Linked DNA regions of Homo sapiens: region 2 is linked to region 1. Evidence: chromatin loops called from intact Hi-C (ENCODE). Cell type or tissue: tibial artery. All regions are shown on one strand. Links, peaks and the distances in the headings refer to the core of each region. The heading gives the core; the rest is flanking DNA. Region 1 overlaps COL23A1 (collagen type XXIII alpha 1 chain). Region 2 overlaps ZNF354C (zinc finger protein 354C).

The links. Peaks named below come from ENCODE experiments on the same cell type or tissue, not always from the same donor. Only the 100,000 strongest peaks of a DNase experiment are listed, where the experiment ranks them.
Region 2: it touches region 1 in a loop (5-fold over the local background); 2 of 110 quality-filtered maps call a loop at or near these places.

The regions. Positions count from the first base shown.
Region 1 is chr5:178,288,881-178,297,243 of GRCh38, forward strand. It overlaps COL23A1 (collagen type XXIII alpha 1 chain), which reads right to left. Exons shown (of 29, transcript NM_173465.4): 4 at 1,482-1,489. Among named protein-coding and RNA genes, the nearest start is that of PHYKPL, 60 kb to the left of the region's middle. In tibial artery, for the core only: no CTCF peak of the experiment used is centred there; a DNase peak (open chromatin) is centred at 3,891; H3K27me3 peaks cover 3,242 bases.
Region 2 is chr5:179,070,134-179,078,496 of GRCh38, forward strand. It overlaps ZNF354C (zinc finger protein 354C), which reads left to right. Exons shown (of 5, transcript NM_014594.3): 3 at 6,312-6,438; 4 at 6,938-7,033. Among named protein-coding and RNA genes, the nearest start is that of ZNF354C, 14 kb to the left of the region's middle. In tibial artery, for the core only: no CTCF peak of the experiment used is centred there; no DNase peak of the experiment used is centred there.

The sequences.
Region 1 (8,363 bases), core at 311-8,310:
TTGGGCACCCATCTCCCAGGTCAGACCCTTCCAGGTTGCAGCTTGAGAATTTCTGCATTTGTTTAATTCATTTACTATTTTAACTGCCAAGTTAAAAAAGAAACAAAAAAAACACTCTATAGCCCCCGGCGTTAGGTACTTCAGCAAGTTCACACACGCTAGCCTCCCTGAGACAGCCAGGAAGAACTCAGCTGCCAAACATCGCTTGAAGCCAATAAATCAACACAATCCTGCTGTCTTGCTTGGCTCACGGTGGGGCTGCATGCACCGAGAAGCCCAGATTCCGAAGGGCACTGATCGGGAAACCAATCATGGTACACGGAAGTAAAAAATAAAAGGGCTCATCTGAAAGGAATTCCTTGAGAAGGCTGATTTTGGCTCTGACTGTCAATGTGCTTCTTGAGTGGATTAACTGGGATTTACCGGGCTCTGAAAAACTGACAGCATGAATCAAAGGCAGGCACATCCTTTGCCCTGGAGAATGAATGGGATTTCTAGGACCACTTGCAATCCCCTGCATTCAAACCTGCCTCTGGCCGGCCAGGAGAAGTTCAAGGGAGCTGCCCAGTGCTTCCCTCATACCCTTCACACCCCTCACAAATGCAGTGACATTTTCCTCCTGCTCCAGTGCCATGCCCTCACCAGCCAGGTGTGCTCACAAGGTCTCAGCTGTCTGATCCACATTCTGGCAAAGAAGAAAAATGAACCCCAGGGTCTAGTGGTCAAGCCCGACTAATTCCTGGGACAACTGCCCGACTCTACAGCTCTTTCTGCCAAAGCACGGGACACTGAAGCATTTAGAAACGTCAACTGTCACGGAGCATTTTAAAGCTACGGACATGGTGCTAGCATTTCCGTGTACCAAGGTGAGCCCAAGATTTGGTGAGGAACAACCAGGCTTGTGCGCTGGCTCTCTTGCTAGGAAAATGGTCACAGAACGTTCCGGCGAACAGGTCAAGCCTGTGGAATTCTGTGCCTGCATTCATCTACAAATTAAAATATAACATGACTCCTGTATGACTGATTTTTTCCCCCCAAACACATGAGTTTTTGTTTTTGTGTTTGAGACGGGGTCTCATTCTGTCTGCTGCCCAGGCTGGAGTGCAGTGGTGCGATCTCGACTCACTGCAACCTCTGCCTCCTGGGTTCAAGCAATTTTTCGTGCCTCGATTTCCTGAGTAGCTGGGGTTACAGGCACCCGCCACCACGCCTGGCTATTTTTTGTATTTTTAGTAGAGACGAGGTCTCACTATGTTGGCCAGGCTGGTCTCAAACTTCTGATCTCAAGTGATCTGTCCACCTTGGCCTCCCAAAGTGCTGGGATTCCAGGCGTGAGCCACCGCACCTGGCCACTTTTTAATAGGACTGATGTTTTCTGAGGACACACCTCCCTAACCAAAATTATGTTCATGGAATTGCAACAGAGAGAGAACCAAACATCTTATCTTTCAGAAGCAGACAGCACAGTCCAGGACACTTACTGGAGGACCTGCAAAACACAAGCAGAGAAGCCACAGTCAGTGTGGAAGGCAGAGTCCCCTCGCCTGTCCTCAGCACGGTCCCCTCACCTGTCCTCAGCACGGCTCCTGGCCACCTCTCCCCGGAAGGCTTTGATGCTGCCATGGCTGTTTCCTGCCACGGCCTGAAGCTGGGGGCAGAGCAGAAGGAGCACCTTTGCCCTTGGAGGGGCCGGGATGGTCACGGGGGTGGTGGTGACAGTTCCCACATGCATGGGTGCATGCATTCATGTCACCAGGCAGCTTTGGGTTCTGGCACTGAGTAGGAATTGGAACATGTTCCTACTTAAAGGACAAGCTCTGGTGCTCCTGAGGGGATGGTTTATTTCTATTGAGGGCAGACTGGGGGAGCAAACATTTTGGACAGAGAGAATACTGGGAGGAATGGCAAATGGGTGTGGCTGAACAGGCTTTTTGGGGGAGGGGGCTCCTGCTGCCCAGCTCCAGGGTTAGAAATGCATGAGGAGTAGCAGGGCCTGGGGCTGCAGCTGAGGCTTGTCTACCAGATGAGGGCTCACAGAGAACCCTTATGAGGCCCACAGGGGCTTCACCTCACAGCTTGTGAAGCATGTTGCATACTCGTTATTGCATTTGACCTTCCCAACCATCTTTTGTGAGAGGTCTGATGAACATCTCCACTGGACAGCTGATAACGCAGAGGCTCACAGAGCAGCGACTTGTGTGGGGCCACATCGTTGATTATGGTGGAGTGAGCGCATGCTGGATGGAAGGAGGTCTCCCAACTCTACCACCCCTAGGCTCTGTGCACTAAGCCACGCGGCTGCCAAACCAGACCCCGAACCTCACTCGAGAATGAGGCCACACGGGGAGGCAGCACCCGGCAGTCAGCGGCCAGCACGATTTATACGTCCCAAGTATGAGCCAGGAGCCATGGGGGTAACTAACGGGACCAGTAGTGAGTGCAAGAGGCAAGAGCCCTGGCTCATGAATGTTGACTGAGCAGACAGATCCTTAAGAGGACATTACACAAGGAGAAGGCCAGGAAGCTCCATGCATAGCACAAGGGCCCTGACCCAGGCTGGGCCGAGTCCAGAGGGTGAGAAAAGAGGAGGGAGGAGTGTTGCAGAGATGGACAAGCTCAGAACATGCCAAGATCACGGGCTTTTGAGGATCCAGGAGAAGTGAAGGCTGCTGCAGCAGCGGGAGGGCCGGAGAAGGCAGGGCCAGCCAAGCCCGGGGGTTTGTTTCCATGTAATGGTCTGGGGGGCTTGGTTCTAAGGGTGAAGGGGAGTCAGCGAAGGGCTCTGCAAGGAGGAGCGATGGGGAGGGGCAAGAGTGCACCTGGAGATGCGCTGAGGTGTCCCCATGCAGGTGCTGGTGGGTGAGGGGGGAGTGGAGAGAGTCAGAAGATGTTGGTCAGGGGAGAGATGGGGCTCGCACAGTAGCGATGCATAGAGGAAGGAGAGAGATGACAAGGATTTTTGGCTTGAAACACTGATGTACTCACACCCCAGAATGATGACATGGGGGACAGTGCTTTCCCCAAGTCTAGATCAGGGCGGAACAGAGCAAGATGCTGGCAGCTTGGACATCCCATTGAGCTGACTCCTCACTGTCAGCCAATGACCTTGATTCCTATTTTCCAAAGCAAACAAAAGCTGCCGGATAGGTTCGCCATCGCCTTTCCAACACCAGTTGTATACATCTGTGCCTGTACCTGTGCCTGGACCTGCACCTCAGCCTGTGCCTGCATCTGTACCTCCCCCGTGCCTGCGCCTGCATCTGCAACTATGCCTATACCTGTACCTGCCTTTCCACCTGCCCCTCCTCCTCGATCTGTTCCTGCACCAGCACTTGCGCCTGTGCCCGCACCTGCCCCTGCACCTGCCCTCCTCTCCATGCCTTCAGGTTAACTCGGAAGAACTGACCCACCTTCAATTAGGCCACTGTCCCCTCTGTATTGCCCAGAGCCTGGCCCCATCTACGGTCCCTCTGGATCTTAGTCACACTTGCCCTCTCATGCAAGTCCTGCCCAACAGCTCTGAAACATGCTCTAATTCCTCGGCTGGCAAAGCCATCCCTTGATCACACACCCCGTTCTATTCCTGCCCTTCCTCTGCTCTCTCCCTCACAGCAAGAAACAGTGGGAGGTGGCTTTAGAGGGGCAATGTGGGGCAATTGGGTAGGGCCTTGAGCAGAGAGAGGGTGAGACCTGGCTCATATTTTAAAGATCCCCGTGTGGGGTAGCAGGGGTAGAACCTGGAGGCTACTGCATGCTGCAGGGGAGAGAGGACAGTGGCTCACAGCTGGTGGTGGCAGTGGAAGTGGTGGACGTGGTTGGGTTCTGGATTGATTCTGACAGCACAGCCAAGAGGATCTCCCTAGTTTTGGCTTCAGCAACTGAAAGGATGGGGCTGCCGTCAACAGAGGTGGGGAGATAGTAGTGGGGCAGGCTTGGCTGAAGGGGTCAGAAGCTTGGCACACGTGGCACTGCTGCAAGTTAAAGAGAAGATCAAGAAGTCCTGGAAGCAAAGTAGAGAAAGTGTCTCAGGAGGGAGTGATCGCCTGTGCACAGGACGAAGTAACTGCCCTGCTGATGGGTCAAGTAAGAAGACCAGGAACTGGATGTAGCAATGCAGAGGCATGTCCAGGGAGTGACAGGAGGGGGGTCTGATGGGAGAGGGTTTCAGAGAGAAGGGGGTTGAGGGATGTGGACAGTGGGTGCTTTGGAGGAGCTCTGCTGCAAAGGGGAGGAAATGAACAGTTGCTTTGTGGGAGTGGGGCCTGGAGATGGATATGGGTATTTCTTTAGGATGAGAGACATGGCCACATGTTTGTAGGATGAGAGTGGTCCAGCAGAGAGAGAGGATTCGGTGTGGGGGAGGAGGGGAGAGTCCTAGAGCCACATTCTTGAGGAGGTGAGAAGGGCTGGCTCTTGGCGCTGGCACAGATGGGGGCCTGGACAGTCCATCTGTGGAGATGGCAGGAGGAAGAGTGCCTGGTGCTGCTAGGCATGTGCCATGGAGGTGGGAGTTCGGGCAAGTTCTCTTCTGATTGTGCCAACTCTCTCAGTGAAGCAGGAAGCGAGGCCGTCAGCCTCAGGTGATGATGCTGCAGGAGGTGTTCGGGGACTGAGCGGGAGAGGCTGAGTGGGTTGGACAATGTGGCCTCAGCCAGGCAGCAGAAAGGGCCACGGGGGCTGGGGGTGTTTCTCTCCAGCTGGGTAATCTGCACGCACTGGAGTGGAGCATGTGGAGGGGACTGGGTTCAGTCTGGGGTGGGGCTTTTGCTGAGTAAGAATGAGGGAGGAGGGAGGGGCAGGGAGGTCTGGCATGGGGAAGCTGGCAGGATTCCAGCTGGAGGGGTGAGGGGCAAGGGGCTGGGATCCATGGATCTGAAGGCTGGAGATGGAAGGGTTGTGGGGGTCAGGAAGAGGGAATGGGCTGGAATTTGTGAACTGAGAATTTGTGGATGCTGCATTTATATCGGGCAAGACCTCTGGAGGGACAGGCTGTTGTCAGAGGAGGCCAAGTCTATCAGAGGAGAGGAGGCCACGGAGTCCAGAGGCCAGGCTGTGTAAGGGGCTTCTACGTGGCTATCAAGATTCACAGGAATTCACCCAGAAGTACTGTGGGAGAGAGGGCTGGTGACCCAGGGGCTGGAACCGACTAGCAATGAGGTGGGTGCACGTGGGATCAGAGATGGCTTCTAGAATGACACCCCATCACCACCCCAGTCTCCCATTCTGGGGCCAGGGTCATAGTTCTCAAAATGCAGATCTGATCCTGACACTTCCCTCCTCACTGTCTTGTTCCTAAGACAATGGCCCGAACCCAGTGGTGCCTTCCACGTGGTGATCTGCCTCCCCAAATCACTACCGAGCTCCCTCCCCAAATCACTACCGAGCTCCCTCCCCAAATCACTACCGAGCTCCCTCCCAAATCACTACCCAGCTCCCTCCCCAAATCACTACCGAGCTCCCTCCCCAAATCACTACCGAGCTCCCTCCCCAAATCACTACCGAACTCCCTCCCCAAATCACTACCGAGCTCCCTCCCAAATCACTACCCAGCTCCCTCCCCAAATCACTACCGAGCTCCCTCCCCAAATCACTACCGAGCTCCCTCCCCAAATCACTACCGAGCTCCCTCCCCAAATCACTACCGAGCTCCTTCCCCAGTGCCCCACACCTGAGCCTCTGGAAACAGTAAGGAGAGATGTGTTATAACCACTAGTTATCACAAAAAAATGAAATTGGATCCCTGCCTCAGCATCAACCAGGATGAATTCCAAAAGGATCAATGATTTTACATGTTAAGAAAACCATAAAAATCCTAGAAGAAAATGTGGGAACATTCCTTTCTAGCCTGGGAGAGGGCAGGCTTTTCCACCTATGGTTCATAATCCAGAAGCCATAAAAGAGAGGTCTGATCCAACCACATAAACCCAAAAAATGTCTGCAAGGCAAAAAGTCTCGGAAGCAAAGTCAAAGGCCAACCTAGGCCGTGTGCGGTGGCTCACGCCTATAATCCCAGCACTTTGGGAGGCCGAGGCAGGCGGATCACTTGAGGTCAGGAGTTTGAGATCAGCCTGGCCAACATGGTGAAACCCTGTCTTTATTAAAAATACAACAAAACAAAACAAAACAAAACAAAAAACAAAAAACTAAAAAACCAATTAGCCGGGTGTGCTGGCGTGTGCTTGTGATCCCAGTTACTTGGGAGGCTGAGGCAGGACAATTGCTTGAACCTGGGAGGCAGAGGTTGCAGTGGGCCGAGATCACACCACTGCACCCCGGCCTCGGTGACAGAGTGAGACTCTGGCTCAAAAACAAAGCCAACCTACGAAACATCTATCTAACTCATGTCACAAAGGCTAGATATCTTGACATACAAACATTCCTACAAGACATCTCTCAAAACATCAGCAACCTAGTAGAAACAAGATATCCAAAGATATGAATGAAGAGATCACAGAACAGAAAATACAAATAGCCCTGAAATATCTGGATTATGAACGAGGATTAACTTTTGTAGCTATAAGTGCTAATCTTCATTCATAATAAAAGAAATGAAGGTTAAAATTACAATCATATCAGATCAAAAAAATGAAAAAAATCTCATGACCTACTGTGTGAAGGGCAATGAGGACAGTCACCTCACACACTGGTGAGAGGATAAATTGGAACCTTCTCTCTAGAGAGTGATCTGGCAATACTAAGATTTAAAATGTATGTGCCAATTGCCACAGCAATTATCCTCCTAGAAATGTATTCTGCAGCTATGTTAACACATATGTAAAAGGATGTGGTGTAAAAACAGTCCTCATCACAGAAGTGTTGAGATAGTAAAAGTATTAGAAATGGCACAGATGGAACTGATTAAATAGAGGATGGTGCAGCTGCAGATGGAATACTATGCAGCCATGAAAAAGGTAATGTTCTGTAAGTTCTGATATGGAACTATCTCCAGGGTGTATTGCTGCATTTTAAAAGGGTATAGAATGGCATGTAGTAAAAATGATCTGTAGACTTTTGTTTGTATAAACAGGACATCTCTAGGTGTGGGTGCAAGGAAGTGGTCATCAGGGTTGCTTCTGAGTAGGGGGGCCAAATGGCCAGAGGGCAGGAGCAGCAGGGAGACTGACCTCTCACCCTGGGCTCTTTCACACCATTGGATATTTGTGTATAGCTCACTGAGTCAAAAGCGTCAACACACTTGAACTTGACAGTGGCTGGAGAAAGCTCTGTGTCTTTGCTCCTCCCAGCTTTTGCTGCCTTTCCTCACACTCATGTCCAAGCTGCCTCCAGGGAAGCTCAGGCTGGGATTATTATTCTGAGAGCCTGAGGTCCTGAGAGCAGAGCCCTGGGGACTGGCGTGAAGTGCAGCCCAGATGAGACGAAGGAGGGGCTGTAAGAGTCAACATCGCTCCCTCACTGAGCACTCCTCGTGCACCGGCAGCTCCACTGAATGCGTTCCCCAGAGCATTTCATGTAACCCCTGCTGCAACCTCACTAGGTGCATTTTACAGATGAGGAAACTGAGGCCCAGAAAGGCTACCATGCCCAGGGTCATGTCCTCTTCTGACCTGGGGCAGAGAGAGGTGAGATACGCACTTCACGACCCCCGCGGATCCCACGCAGGGGCTGCTGGGAAGGCACTTTCGTCCGTGGGAGGACCCAGGCCCCCTTTCTTGGCCACGCCGTTTTTTTTTCCTACCACAGAAAGAGCGGTAATGTGTACTGAGCTTCCCCAGAGGTCCCCGGGAGGGTGTGTGGTGTGTCTGAATCACCCGGCTGGTGAGGCGGTAGTCCAGCCAGAGGCAGTCCCGTAGGACCCTAAACCCATGGCACCATCCATGGTCTCCAGAGGGGTGGCAGAGTGGGAATGGCAGCGTTCCGGAGACTGATCTCGTTGCTCGTGGGACAGTCCACCTCAAGCTCATCTACAAGACTTTAAAACACACTGCCCACCACTTCTCTTGGGCCCTACTGGCACCATGTCACCAGGCTACCATTGCTTCATGCCAGCACCAGCGTCACAGCCTCCTAATCCGACTCCTCCTCCTGGGCACCCAACTCCACCAGCCAGAGGGGCGTTTACAAAATGCCCAACCCCTTTCCAGGGCTTCCCACGGCACACGGAATGAAATCCCAACTCCTGGCCCAGCCTTCCTGCATGGCCCAGTCCTTGCCAGTCTCCAATGCCCTTGGGCACGGTGCTCTGCTCCATCCTTCCCTCTCAGTTCCCCAAGCTGCCAGCTCCCTTCAGCCTTAGACATTCACATTGGCTGTGTTCCTGCAGCCGGCATGGCATGGCTCCACTGCCACTGCCTTGGACAAACCTTCCACGACTGTGACATCCAAAGATGTCAAAGACAAGGCTG
Region 2 (8,363 bases), core at 347-8,346, 780 kb after region 1:
CAGCGGCATTAGATTTCATAGGAACATGAACCCTATTGTGAACTGCGCACGTGAGGGGCCCAGGTTGTGTGCTCCTTATGAGAATCTAATGCCTGTGATCTGAGATGGAACAGTTTTATCCTGAGACCATTCCCCCAACCCTCCTGTCTGTGGAAGAACTGTCTTCCACGAAACCTGTCCCTGGTGCCAAAAGGCTTGGGGGCCTCTGATATCGAGTACAGTCTGGTAATTTGTGGCAACATCAGTAACATTGAGTTTGTAGGGGAAGGAGGAGTGGCACAGCAAAAGCAGTAGCTGTCTTGTGCTGGTGAGGCTGTACCATCTACTTTTCCATGACAACAGTATTCTCACAAGTCTGGTTTCCTAGTGTGATCCTGGCTGTGGTCCGGAATGTTGCTGCCCTAGTTTCTGTTTTATTTTCCAAGCCTACTTCTGTGACTATCAGTTTCCCTGGAGCTACCTGGTCTCTTGTGTAAATGAGCCAAAGTCAGTTTCTATTGCTGGAAACCTAAAACAAACTTCACATTTCTTATAATCTTCTTATAAAGCCACCTGCCACAACCCAGATTCTCATCTTGCATTTTAAAAATACAGCTTAGACAACAAGTGTTTCTAAGTGAGAACATTATAAGCATTTTGAGTGGAGTTGTCTTTCCTTATGCAGCACTCTCTCATCCATTTCCAGATGATTAGCAGCCTTGATCGCTCTTTTTTTTTTTTTTTTTTTTTTTTTGAGACAGAGTCTTGCTCTGTTGCCCAAGCTGGAGTGTAGTGGTGCGATCTCGGCTCACTGCAAGCTCCGCCTCTCAGGTTCACGCCATTCTCCTGCCTCAGCCTCCTGAGTAGCTGGGACTACAGGCGCCTGCCACCAAGCCTGGCTAATTTTTTTTTGTATTTTTAGTAGAGACGGCATTTCACTGTGTTACCCAGGATGGTCTTGATCTCCTGACCTCGTGATCTGCCTGCCTCAGCCTCCCAAAGTGCTGGGATTACAGGCGTGAGCCACTGTGCCTGACCCTGATCTCTTTTTTTAAATGCCGGCAGGACTCCCTTAGTCACTGTGAAAAATGAAACACCCTCACACATTGCTACTCACTCTAGGGAGGTGGGAGGAGATACCACACGCTAACGAGAACAACTGGATGAGATGATTGATAAGATGTGTTTCAGGTCTGGAGTTCTAGTAGTCGGTCATTTTATCATTTCTTAATATTTAATGACTTTGCCAGGCTCATTTTTTTTTTTTTTTTTTTTACTTTTTAAAATATACTTTCAAAAAGATACATGTGCTTCCAGCTTCTGGTAATAGAGAAATAGCTCCTTTCAGACTAATTCATCTGTGGATAACTACTACACTCTGGATAAAATATAAGAAACCTTAAGGTACTGGAGAGAAATCAAAAGCAGACAGATATTAGACACCTGTGTATATTTGGAAGAAGGAATTGTCACCAGATAAATTTTCTGTTTTTTACAGCTTTTTGCCTGGGAGTAGGCCACAGTCAGCACCAACAGAATAATCAAAACTTAGTCACAAACTTGCAGTCTTACTGGTGTGAATAACCACAAGATAGAGTTTGAGGCAAACTTAGCAGTTGGAAAGTGAGAGGAGGAATCTTGGAAAGGAGAGAGGCAGAGAAGGGAAGCCCCAGATTCTGTGCACAAACTCTGCCCAAATCTCTAGCTGACCCCTGAACCATACATGCACAGGACAGACTCAAAGTAGCCCAAATAAGAACTGAACAAAGATATTTGATGCTGCCCACTAGAGAGGTGGCAGAGTTCGGAATTTGACTCCAACTAAATTAACTACCTGCTTAAAAAAGTCAGTACTCTTCAAAGGAACATAACAAAATCCAGAGTTTCTACACATTGTGTACTGTACAATTTCCAGGATAAGGTAGGCATATGAAGAAATGGGGAAGTGTAACCAAAACTCAAGAGGAAGACAATCAATAGAGACAATGACCCAGATGACCCAGATATTAGAATTCACAAAGATTTTAAAGCAACTACTATAACTGTGCTCAAGGACTTAAAGGAAAATATACATGTAAAGAATGAACTAATAGGAAATGCAAGCAGAGAAATAGAGATTGTGAAAAAAGTAATTCTAGACTATGAAGTTTTAGAACTGAAAAATAAGATACCTGAAATTGTAAAAAAAAAAAATTACTGAATAGGCTTAACTTTTGGAAATGAACATAAGGAGAAGTCAGTGACAGTTGAAGGTAGATTGACAGAAATTATCCTATCTGAAAAACAGGGAGAAAAAAGGCCCTCAGTTACCAATTAAATGATATTAAAAGGTCTAATATACATGAAATTAGAGTTCTAGAAGGAGAGGGGACAAAGAATGGACAAACTATATTAAAAGGAAATAATGGCCTAAAATTTATCAAATTTGGTAAAAAACATAAATTTACTGATTTATAACATTTGATGAATCTCAAGCAGGATAAATACAAAGGAAGTCACAGCTACACACATCATTGATCAGTGACATGCAATAGAAATATAGTGTGAACCAAGAATGCAAGCCACATACCTAATATAAAATTTTCCACCAGCTACATTAAAAAAGTAAACAGAAGCAAATAAATTAACTTTAATAATATATTTTCTTTGACCCAGTAGATCCAAATATTATTTCCACATGAAATCAATATAAAATTATTGAGATAACTTGCATATATGTTTGTGTATGTATGTATGTATATGTTGTATGTGTGTGTATGTATGTTTTTAAGTAAATAATCTGGTATGTATTTTATACAGATAACATATCGCAATTCAGAAGAGCCACATTTCATGTACTTAGTAGCCACATATAGCTAGCTGGTTTCTACCATATTGGGGAAAGTCATAGAGAAATCACAAAAAACAAAGATTTGAAAGGAGGCTGAAAAAAATTGTACTACATACAGAGAATCAATATTTGAATGACCGCTGGCTTCTCATCAGAAACAACAAAGACCAGGAAGCAATAGAATGACATTTTACATGCTGAAAGAGAGAGACAAAAAAAATCAACCCAGAATTCTATATCCAATGAAAATACTCTTCAAGAATCAAGATGAAATAAAGCCATTTTCAGGTAAAATAAAATTAAGCTAATTCATTGCCAGCAGGCCTGTACTATAAGATACACTAAAAAGGAAGTTATGTAAGTTAAAAGAAAAATATACCAGAGGGGAACTCTGATTTTAGGAAGAATGAAGAGCATTAGAAATGGTAGCTATCTGGATAAATATAAAATACTTTTTTTCCTTTCGATTTCTTTAAAGTGCAGCTGATTGCTTAAAGCAAAATAATACTATTGTATTATAGGAGGGGGTTTACAATGTAGGCAGCTATAATACAAATAACCACCATGAAGATAGAATTTATTTACATCTGGACTGGAAAAGCTCTATCTTTTTCTCTAGAAAAGCTCTATTTTTATCTCTGGGAATTCTTGGTGGTCTATTTTTTTGACTCTTGGCCAAAACAAGATAAAGGCAGCATGGTTTTTTGTTGTTGTTGTTTTTTGTTTTTTGTTTTGTTTTTGTTTCTGTTTTTTGAGACAGAGGGCTGGAGTGAAGTGGTGTGATCTTGGCTCACTGCAGCTTCCCTGGGTTCAAACAATTCTCATGTCTCAGCCTCCTGAGTAGCTGGGACAACAGGTGCATGCAACCAAGCCTGGCTAATTTTTTGTATTTTTAGTAGAGATGGGGTTTCACCATGTTGCCCAGGCTGGTCTTGAACTGCTGAGCTCAGGCAGTCCACCCACCTTGGCCTACCAAAGTGCTAGGGTTACAGGTGTGAGCCACTGAACCCAGCCATCAGCTTGTGTAAGTTTTTGTTGTTGTTGTTTTGTTTGTTTTTTCAGAAAGAGTCTCGCTCTGTCTCCCAGGCTGGAGTGCAGTGGTGTGATCTTGGGTCACTGCAACCTCTACCTCCCGGTTCAAGTGATTCTCCTGCCTCAGCCTCCCGAGTAGCTGGGACTACAGGCACGTGCCACCATGCCCAGCTAATTTTTGTATTTTTAGTAGAGATGGGGTTTCACCATGTTGGCCAGGATGGTCTCCATCTCTTGACCTCGTGATCCGCCCGCGTCAGCCTCCCAAAGTGCTGAGATTACAGGTGTGAGCCACCGCGCCTGGCTAATTTTTGTACTTTTTTTTTTTTTTTTAGTAGAGACAGGGTTTCACTGTGTTGGCCAGGAAGTTCTCGCACTCCTGACCTCAGGTGATCCGCCCACCTCTGCCTCCCAAGGGGCTGGGATTACAGGCGTGAGCCACCACACCCGGCCTGGCTTGTGTATTTTTAAGATCTCAATGCCACTGGCTACTCCTGGTAAGCTTCCTTACTGATGGCTTGCAACTGGCCTAAATGATTTGACAGGACTTGCTTGATTACATAAAAAGGCCCCTGCTGAGAGTTCCTCCTTTGAGCTCTCCCACACCAAGATTCTTCACACAGACCCAGAGTCATGGCGTGGTCTGTGCAAATAAGGGAGACAGCACATGGAGTGTCTCTTGGCTTTCTAGTGCTTCCCTGAACTCTCTTTCTCTTGCTGTGCTGTACCCTTTGCCTTTCAATAAAAACCTTGACATGAATACGCTCAGTGAAGTTTGGTAAGTGCTGTCAACTCTCTGAACTGGGAAAATCTTTGTAAAACTATAGCATAAAGAAGGGTGGTGATGTCCTATATACTTGCAAGATTCTTGCATTCTATGTGAAACGATATATTAGCTCTAAATAGGTGATGAGTAACCAAAAATGTACATTATAATTATTCGAGTAACCACTAAAAATACAAAGAGGTCTAACTACAAAGTCAACATATAAGTTAAAATAGGCCAAGTGTAGTGGTTCACACCTGTAAGTCCAGCATTTTGGGAGGCTGAGGCAGGAGGTGGATCATGAGGTCAAGAGATCAGACCATCCTGGCCAACATGGTGAAACCCCGTCTCTACAAATATACAAAAAAATTAGCCGGGTGTGGTGGTGGGCGCCTGTAGTCCCAGCTACTCGGGAGGCTGAGGCAGGAGAATGGTGTGAACCCGGGAGGCAGAGCTTGCAGTGAGCTGAGATCGCGCCACTGCACTCTAGCCTGGGCGACAGAGTGAGACTCTGTCTCAGAAAAAGAAAAAAAAAAAATAAGCTGGTGGTATGTGCCTGTAGTCCCAGCTACTCAGGAGGCTGAGGCAGGAGAATTGCTTGAACCTGGGAGGCAGAGGTTGCAATGAGCTGAGATTGCACCACTGCACTCCAGCCTGGCAACAGAGCAAGACTCCATCTCAAAAAAAAAATTATAAATAAAATAAAATAAAATAAAATGGAATTTAAGAAAATTCAAAGCAAAGGAACACACATACATACACACAATCTCCCTAACTGTAAAAAACTGTAAGCCTAATGATAGGGCATAAAGTAATAAGTGAAAGATTGCTTTTCTGCCCCTCTCCACAAATATCAAAGAATAACGAGGGTGACAGCTTGTATCCTTCCAGATAGTTGTGCATGTGTCATATATATGTATATACAGATGTAGAGTTTTTCAACAAATATAGATTCTTTTGTGGCTGGCTTTTTCATATGAATCAATAATATATGAAGGTCAAATTCCAGTGTCATAGAGATCTACCTCATTCTATTTAGCGGCTGCATGACGTTTCATGGAATAAATGTACTGAAATTTGCTTATCCATTCCCTTATTGATAGATATGTAGGTTGTCTTCAATTGTTCACATTGTATTTCTTTCTTATTGCTGCTGTAACAAATTACTACAAATGCAGCATCTTGAAACAGCATAAATGTATTCTTTTACAGTTCTGGAAGTCAGAAGTCTGAATTCAGTTTTACTGGCTTGAGGTCAGGCTGTCGGCAGGGCTGGGTCCTTCTAGGGCTCTCAGGGGAAAATCTGTTTCCTTGCCCTTTTCACCGTCTAGTGGTTCCCTGCAGCCCTTGGCTTGTGGCCCTCTCATCCATCTTCCGAGCCTAGCACTCCAGTCTCTGCTTCTGTCATCACATCGCCTTCTCTTGAGAAAGATCCCAGGCTGGTATTTAAATTGCCTGTTGGCAGGAACTTTGCCTGTTTTCCCCTACTCCCACTGCACGTGGCATGTGTCATTGTTCTCAATGAGTACTCCATAAATACTTTTTTAATTAAATAGCTAATGGGTGGTTCCAAAAATTACGTAAACAGTTGACGTGAATTATTAGAATCCTGAGATTTTCTGTACATCCCACTGTCACTTTCTTCCTGCATTTTCCGTTGAAGAAGATGGTCCTGGGTGAGCAGGTATGGGTTTGCCATTACAGGAGCCTGTGACATTCAGGGATGTGGCCGTGTTCTTCAGCCAGGACGAGTGGTTGCACCTGGACTCTGCCCAGAGGGCCTTGTACCGGGAGGTGATGCTGGAGAACTACAGCAGCCTGGTCTCACTGGGTAAGAATTTTTGCCTATGACGAAGAATCTGTTATAGGAACGCCTCACAGGTCCATCTTTGGGGTTCCGAGCCTGTGGTCTTGTACCCTACTGAGCCCCTCAGAAAGGCTGAATTGCTGTAGAGTGGAAAGTGTACATCTTTGTTGTGATGCCCTTCTTGCTATCTGTTTCTCTACCCTCCACTCTCCCTCACATCCTACCGCCAATCAGTTCCCTCCTTGGAGTAGGCCAATGACTAGAGATCCCAGTTTAGATTCTGAAAAACACATAGGGACCCCCCATCTTAGAGGCCTTCATTGTCAGGGCCCTATAATGGTTCTGAACTGAGACCTTCCCCGGCCATTGACAGCTCCAGTGCCCCTGCGAAGTGCTTGTGCTGCCTTGTCTGCCTCTCAGGGCTTGCCTTCTTTGCTGTGTTGGTTCAGAGTGAGTAGTAGGTCAGTTCTAGGATTGGTCTTCATGCTATTTGTTCAAACTTCATTTGCTTCCTCATGAGCAGGGATTCCATTTTCAATGCCAAAGTTGATTCATCAGTTGCAGCAAGGAGAAGATCCCTGCATGGTGGAAAGAGAAGTCCCTTCAGATACCCGTCTAGGTAAGTGAGAGGCTGGGAAATGGGCACAAGGGGTTCTTTATAGACAAGTAGGTCACAAAGAGGCAGTTCTTGGGAAACTCTTGGAAATACTGAGTCCTCTTGAGATGCTCAGGCCAGTTGTATTTTGTTTGAGTTGTATAGGTTAAAGTACACACAATTACCTAATTGCAGTTATCTAATGTTAACCTATTTTCTATCATGGATTGATGAAAGGAAATCAGGTTTTAACAGAGAGTAGTTTAGAGTCACCTCGAACTAAATCTTTTCACCCAGAATCAAAGCTGAGCTTGGGGCTTGGGCATTTTTCAGGACTTTAAGACATACTGACTTCAAATCTCCTGCAGATTTTCATTATTCTCAAGAGATTCCTACAAAGAGAGTGCAGTCTTTTGGTTGCAGCTTATTAGAAGAAATGAATATGTCTCTCTTTGTGATAAAATAAAAAGAGGAAAATAAAAAGAAAGGTAATATGAAAAAAATTGTTATTCTTCCAATCACCAGGGACAGATTGTTGCACAGGGGTGATTTACTCCATGTTTTCCTCTTTTTTATAATGAGCATCTTAAACTTCGATCACATAGAATCATCACAGTCATGCTGCAGGGCTGTTGTGATTTTCAAAACCTGAATGTCCCCCCACTCCTTTTTTTTTTTTTTTTTTTGAGATGAGTCTCTGTCACCCAGGCCGGAGTGCAGTGGTGTGATCACAGCTCACTGCACTCTCCACCTCCCAGGCTCAAGCGATCCTTTCACCTTAGCCTCCTCAGTAGCTGGGACCACAGGTACATGCCACCACGCCTAGCTAATTTTTTGTATTTTTGGTAGAGACGGGGTTTCACCATGTTCTCCAGGCTGGTCTCAAACTCCTGAGCTCAGGTGATCCACCTGCCTCCCAAAGTGCTGGGATTACAGGTGTGAGCCACCGCGCCCGGCCTGTCTTCTCTTTAACAGACTGTTTCCCCCTTCACAGACTACAATATAAAATCACAGTCACATGAAGTAAAGAAATTTAAGAAAACCAATCCAAATATTTAAAAGATTATCGGGCATAGAGTTTCAGAGAGAGCATGGGGAGAAAACGTAATGAAAGGGACATGTGAGTAAGAAGGAGAAGGTGGACAGGCTGCCTACTTCATTGCCTGGTATATGCATAGTGGAAAATGATGACAGAGTGGAGTATCCCATGGTATTCAGCGTGGGCTTATCATTTGGCATTTTTCTGTATCCTCATATCTTCTACTCAGCCTGTTCTTCTGCATCTAACTTTACTATATCCAGGTGGAATCGCTTCATTTTCATTGTTAATTTGTCCAGTGTATTCTCCCATGCC